2 separate regions of the Mus musculus genome follow, and region 2 is linked to region 1. The links are chromatin loops, found by intact Hi-C in ENCODE. Cell type or tissue: heart. All regions are shown on one strand. Links, peaks and the distances in the headings refer to the core of each region. The heading gives the core; the rest is flanking DNA. Region 1 overlaps Caly (calcyon neuron-specific vesicular protein). Region 2 has its middle 2.7 kb from the start of BC024386.

Evidence for each region. A loop is a pair of places that touch in the nucleus more often than their neighbours do. Peaks named below come from ENCODE experiments on the same cell type or tissue, not always from the same donor. Only the 100,000 strongest peaks of a DNase experiment are listed, where the experiment ranks them.
Region 2: it touches region 1 in a loop (10-fold over the local background); 4 of 42 quality-filtered maps call a loop at or near these places.

The regions. Positions count from the first base shown.
Region 1 is chr7:140,077,326-140,080,242 of GRCm38, forward strand. The region is part of intron 1 of Caly (calcyon neuron-specific vesicular protein); the gene reads right to left. Among named protein-coding and RNA genes, the nearest start is that of Caly, 3.8 kb to the right of the region's middle. In heart, for the core only: a CTCF peak has its summit at 1,557 (motif pointing right); no DNase peak of the experiment used is centred there; H3K27me3 peaks cover 2,304 bases.
Region 2 is chr7:140,901,874-140,904,790 of GRCm38, forward strand. No RefSeq gene overlaps it. Among named protein-coding and RNA genes, the nearest start is that of BC024386, 2.7 kb to the right of the region's middle. In heart, for the core only: no CTCF peak of the experiment used is centred there; DNase peaks (open chromatin) are centred at 358, 668 and 1,538; H3K27ac peaks cover 827 bases; H3K27me3 peaks cover 433 bases.

The DNA of each region.
Region 1 (2,917 bases), core at 317-2,816:
GGTCTATAAAGTGAGTTGTGGACAGCCAAAGCTGTCACAGAGAAATCCTGTCTTGAAAAAAAAAACCTAAATAAATATAAAAATAAGAAAAGCTATCTCCTTTTTACATTAACAGCATAAAGAAGAAAATTATCTAGGCAATTTTAGCAGGAGTCAAAAATATATTTGGGAAGACTTGAAGTTCACTTACAATTTTAAAAATGTGCTTGCACACTGAGGGCAGAGGAAGAAGGATATTCTTAAATTCCAACAAATTTATTGAGTGTAAGTCTTGTTGTTTTGGTTTGTTTGTTTGTTTGTTGTGGTTTGTCGTTTGAGACAGGCTCTCATTATAGCTCAGGCTGGTCTTAAACTCCGGATCTTCGTGCCTCAGACTCCGGAGTCCGGGATTACAGGTGTGCATCATAACACAAACTTGAATTTGGGTTTTCTGTTTTTGAGACCACAGAAATACAGATGGCCTTGTCTGGTCTGGTGGTTTTCGTAAATACACATGGCCCCTTAGGCTCATGTATTTGAATGCTTAGTCACCAGGGAGTGTCACTACTTAAAGAAAAAAAAAAATACTTAGAAGAATTAGGAGGTGTGGCCTTGTTGGAGGAAGTGTGTCCTTGGGTGTGGACTTGGAGGTTTCAAAAGCCCACGCCTAGCAGAGGGTTTCTCTATGGTTGGATCAGGATGTAGCTCCGGGCTACTTCTCCAGCAGTGCGGCATTCCTTGGATAATGCACCAAACCTCTGAATCTGTAATCAAGCCTTCACTTGAATGCCTTTTTAATATAAGAGTTTCCTCGGTTATGGTGTCTCTTCACAGCATCAGAACTGACTAAGACAGCCAGTGAAGTTCCAGAAACGATGGTCCTGAGTGCTCAGTCAGCACAGTTGCACAGGGGCAAAGAAACCAGGCCAGGGGGTTGGAACCTAGTCCTGATTATTCATGGACGAAATCGCTGTTGTGTTTAAATGCAAAAGCAAATCCCGTGTGTGTGTGTGTGTGTGTGTGTGTGTGTGTGTGTAAACATTGAAAGACTCCAGGGTCAGCGAGATGGCTCAGTGGGTGACTGGCTGCCAAGCCGGGCAATCTGAGTTCAGTCCCCAGGACTCCCATGGTGGACCGAGAAAACCGCCTTCTGCAAGGTGTGCTCTGACCTCCACATGTGCAACGTGACATAATTTTACTCACACACAATACATAAGAGCAATACAATATTTAAGGGATGGGAGAAATAATTCAGTGGTTATAAGAACTGATTTTTTTTCTTCCACATCAATATCTAGCACCCACACAGCCGCTCACAGATCTGAAACTCCAGTTCCAGGGAGTCCAATGGCCTCTTCTTCAGGGGCACCGGAAATACATGAGGTGTACACACATACACATATGTAAAACACTAATACATACAAAAAATTTTAAAATGAAAAAGTCCAGTTAAATTTGAGTTTATAGAAAGCAGATGTATTTCTATATGTCAGTGGCAAATGTTTATTTTGATACTTTTAACTATGTGTGTAATTTATTTACTGTTTTCCATAAATGCATGTCTGTGCTTACTTGCACAGGTCAGAAGAGGGCGCTGCTGCCCCGGGAAATGGAGTTTTATTTGCGTCTGTATGTGCAGTTGCCTTCAGAAGCCAGGGCATCACATCCCTGAGCCGAGGCTATAAGGAATTGGGAGCTGCCTGATGCGGGTGCTTGGAATACAACTTAGGTCCCCTCTGCTCTCTACCTCTGAGACTACTCTCCAGCCCCTGTTTTTTTTTGTTCATTTGGTTTTTGGGGGTGTGTTTTGTTTTGTTTTGTTTTGTTTTAAAATAATGTTGGGTTTCACTCTATAGCCCTATACAGTCCAAGGCTGGCCTTGAACTCAATATTCTCTTGCCTCAGCCTCCCCAGATGTGAGCCAGCTAAGATTTCATTTAAATAATTTCAAGCCCCAGGACAGAGATGATGGGCAGTTGCTCCATATGGAAGGCCATGAAATATTGGCGAGGGGAGCAAGGCACATCTGAATCCTCCGTCAGGTAAAGAAGACTATCGTGCAGATTTTGGAGGTCTTTATGCTCTAACATCTCTGACAGTATTTATAGAATCAACAACTCTCAATCAAAATTCCAACAAATTTGTTTATGAACTTAAAACATCAAATTTTTTGTGTTGAAGGCAGAAAGACACAAGATGTTTGGACAAAGGAAGTCCATCTTGCTGGGTATCTGCCCTGAACACAGCAGTGTACACTGGTGGTGTTGATGCTTTGCAGAGGGAAACCCATTTGACATATTCTATGCATTCAGATCTCAGTTAATAGCAGAGAAGCTGCCTGCATCTTAATAATTAAAGTCTGCTTGGAACGGTGAAGCTAATCTGGTCACTACATGCATATTCAAATGCAGATAATGAGCACACACACAATGCACAAGTGAATACAGCAATTTGTTCTAGGTGCATGAACAGGGAAAACCGACACAACAGAGCACTCTAGAGACAGTGCAGAAGCATATTTACAGTCTCAGGAAGAGAAAGATTTCCCCAGCAGTACTCACAGAGGAAAATCTCAATAAAATGACTTTTCATGTTAAAATTAAGAATCCTTGCCTATAAAGACAAGACCTTCAAAGAGGACCTTCAAAGAGGAGAAACAGAAGCCAAAACTGGGAGATAATTGCAGCCCACAAGTGACAACAGGGTTGTTGTGGGTTGAATGATGTCCCCACAAAAAGGACCACAATTTTTAACTCGTAAGTGTCAGTGAAAGAGATGTTTAAGCAGCCCTTACAGTTGTAGTGGAATTAAGATGAGATCACACTAGAATGGGGGGAGATGGGGAGTTATTCCACAGTGGGCACCCTTACAAGAGGATTTGGACATAAGAGGAAGGTTTTCTGCAGATGGTGGCAGGCTGGGGTGATGCAGTGTTATC
Region 2 (2,917 bases), core at 329-2,828, 820 kb after region 1:
AAAAGCTGGGTTATCTTCAGGGAAAATGTTTCATTATCAGAAGGAATTGTCATGGCTGGTAAAGGCCACAGCCCAATATGCCCCATAGTTGCTTTCAGACAATATTGGTGTGAGCCCAAGATGGGAAATGTGGTCACGGGGCATTTAGCCTTGTCCTTGGCCATTGTATGCACCCCTAAAGTTAGCCAGGTCACCACCCTTCCTGGAGACCACTGTGCCCTCCTTTGTTTAGAAACGGCAATGAAGGGAATGTTTCACTAGGCACTTGACTTTTATTCTTCCTGAGAAGAATTGGCTGTGGATGTGGGACTCCTTAAGCTCCACCTACCCAGTAGGCCCAGTCCAGTCCAGCAAGGAGACGCGTCCAAGGAGGTCAGAGGGAGGGCTCCGATGGGGAGGTTAATTGAATGTTATTTCCCCCAGCCCTGAGCTCCAGATTCCAGCCTCAGGCTGTGGGGGGCCTCTTCCTCTCCTTCACTGTAATCCTTTCCACCTAAACCTTTAATTACAGCCTTGGGGTCCTGTGGGGATAAGGCTGTAGGCCTGAGCAGTTTGTTCAGTCTTCCACGGACATTTCCTCTTTCACAAATAAGACCTGTGTCTAACCTGTCCAGGCCGGCTTCTGGAGGAGGCCTCCGTCTCTGCCTTTCTGGGCTCGGGCCATTTTCTGACTGGCTGTTGGCAGGGCCGTCTCTAGATTGCAAGACTGCCCTAGGCCCGGATCAGGTCACCTTTCTCAGAGCGGCTCCAAGTTCTGTTAGCAGTGTCAAGACAGCTGAATCTCTCCCTTTTCAGCCCTCTCTGGTACTTTGTTTTAAGAGAAGGTTTAGGCTTACAGACGGGTTGTGAAGACAGGGCAAAGTGTTTCCGTGGGACCAGTGCTGCTCCCCATTACTAATACAGAAGTAGGAGCAAGCCCAGGTCATGTTGTGCAACACTGGAGAAGCACTGCAAATGGGATATGGGGCGGAAAGATCCATATCCGACACCTCCTAGCCCAGCCATGGTGGACGAGGCCTCAGTGAGGCAGGTTGGAGGGGGGTAGCCAGTGCACAGAGAATCCACAGGTCCCCCTAGAGCCCAGGTGGTCACACCACTGAGAGCCCTCCACTCCCTCCCCAGACTTTCTGGCCTTCCAGAACTCTCCAGGCACAACCCAACCCCTTTTCATTCCTCCACTGACGTGGTCTCTATCCCGCTACTCTGAGTACAAGAGTGGTTGCCTCTCCTCCCTGGTCTGCCTTATACTTAAAGAAGAAGAAAACAGTGACGTGCAGTATAGAATAGAAATGAAGGCCTCGAGGAGCAGCCAAGAAAACTGAGCCATCGAGAAGTCTTAGTACAGGCCGGCCGACCGTAGCTTGGCCTGAACATGAGTGCCTCTCTGGGTGTGTGGTGGACAGCGTGTCCTTATGCTCAAGCCGTTAGCATTCAAACACACAACGTATGCACGTGTCACTACCCTGGCCTTTAGTCTGAACACCCTTCCTGTAAAAGGGTGTTCTGAATGCGGGACCCCTGGAGATCTGGGAGGACAATCGTGGACACAGGGCACCACCCTGTGGCCAGATTTGGAAGTACAGGAGCTGCTGGGGAAGGTAATGCACGTGTCCAGAGGTCACTGGTCGTCTCCTGCTGTGCACTTTACCCTGGGCTTCTTTCTATCTGTATCCCGTAAAACAGGCTTCCAGAATGTGGGATCTGAAGAAAGCCAGCAGCACCCGGAGGTCAGCTGTAGGGGACGCTCATGCTCCGAGCAGAGGCTGTGCAGAGCAGCCTCAGGCACAGCAGGCTCTCCTGGAGGCATTTACAGCTAGATTTATAGGCCGGAGGCTTGTTGCACGTCTCACATCACTGTTTTCATTTACATAAAGATGCGATGGTTGGGCTAGAGAGATGGATGGCTCTCTGGTTAAAAACGTTTGCCACACAATCACCAGTACTGGACTTCAGAGCCCAGCAGCCATGTAACAAGCCTGGTACCTCACGATTGCCTGTAACTCCACCTCAGAGGGGTCCGAAGCCCTCTTCTGGCCTCAGGGTGTGCACAGTGACATACAGTGTGTGTGCCCACACATGTGGACGTATACAATAGGTACATAATTAATTAAAAACCTGGTGCTTCCCAAGGATTCAAAACTAATCAGCTACTTTCCAATTTACACTGTAAAATCTACTGTGTAAAAAATTATTCCTCATTGTGACGGTTAATCTTAATTATTGACTGGATTTGGACCCACTGTAGAAACATAGTTCTGGGTTTGTCTGTGTAGATGTTTCTAGAATGGTTTAAAGGAGGAGGAGGAAGATCTATCTGCTCTGAGTGTGGACCGCACCTTCCTATGGACTGGGGCCCTAGGCCAGATGAAGGAGGAAGGCAGCTGGGCGTCATGTCTCTCTCCTTCCTGACTGGATTCACATAACAAGCTGCCTCCTTTTCCTTGTCATCCCTCTCCAACATGATGGTCTGTACCTTCCAACTCTGAGCCAAAGTAAGAGCTTCCTTTCTAAGCCACTGTTGTCAGAGAGTTTGTCAAATCAACCCGAAGAGTAACAGGCATTCAGCAAAGGAAGATGCCCACCAGTCATCGAGATGTGAGTCCTACTTGATACAACCCAAACACCGAGGCGCTGTGACATTGAAGCAGCAACTGAGCACGTACAGAGACGCCCACAATAGGATGGGCCTTTCTAGGGAGCGAGGCAGGATCCGTCGGTTGAGCGATTTCCTGTGGAAACCCCTGAATTTCATCCCCAGCACTATATAAACCTGGTGTGGTGATGTGTCCTTATCCCAGCACTGGGGAGGATCATAGGTTCGAGATCAGCCTCGGTTACATAGAGAGCATGAGGATGCAGGAGATCCTGTTCCCAAACCCTATAAAACAGCAGCCAGCGAGATGGATCAGCCTAGTGA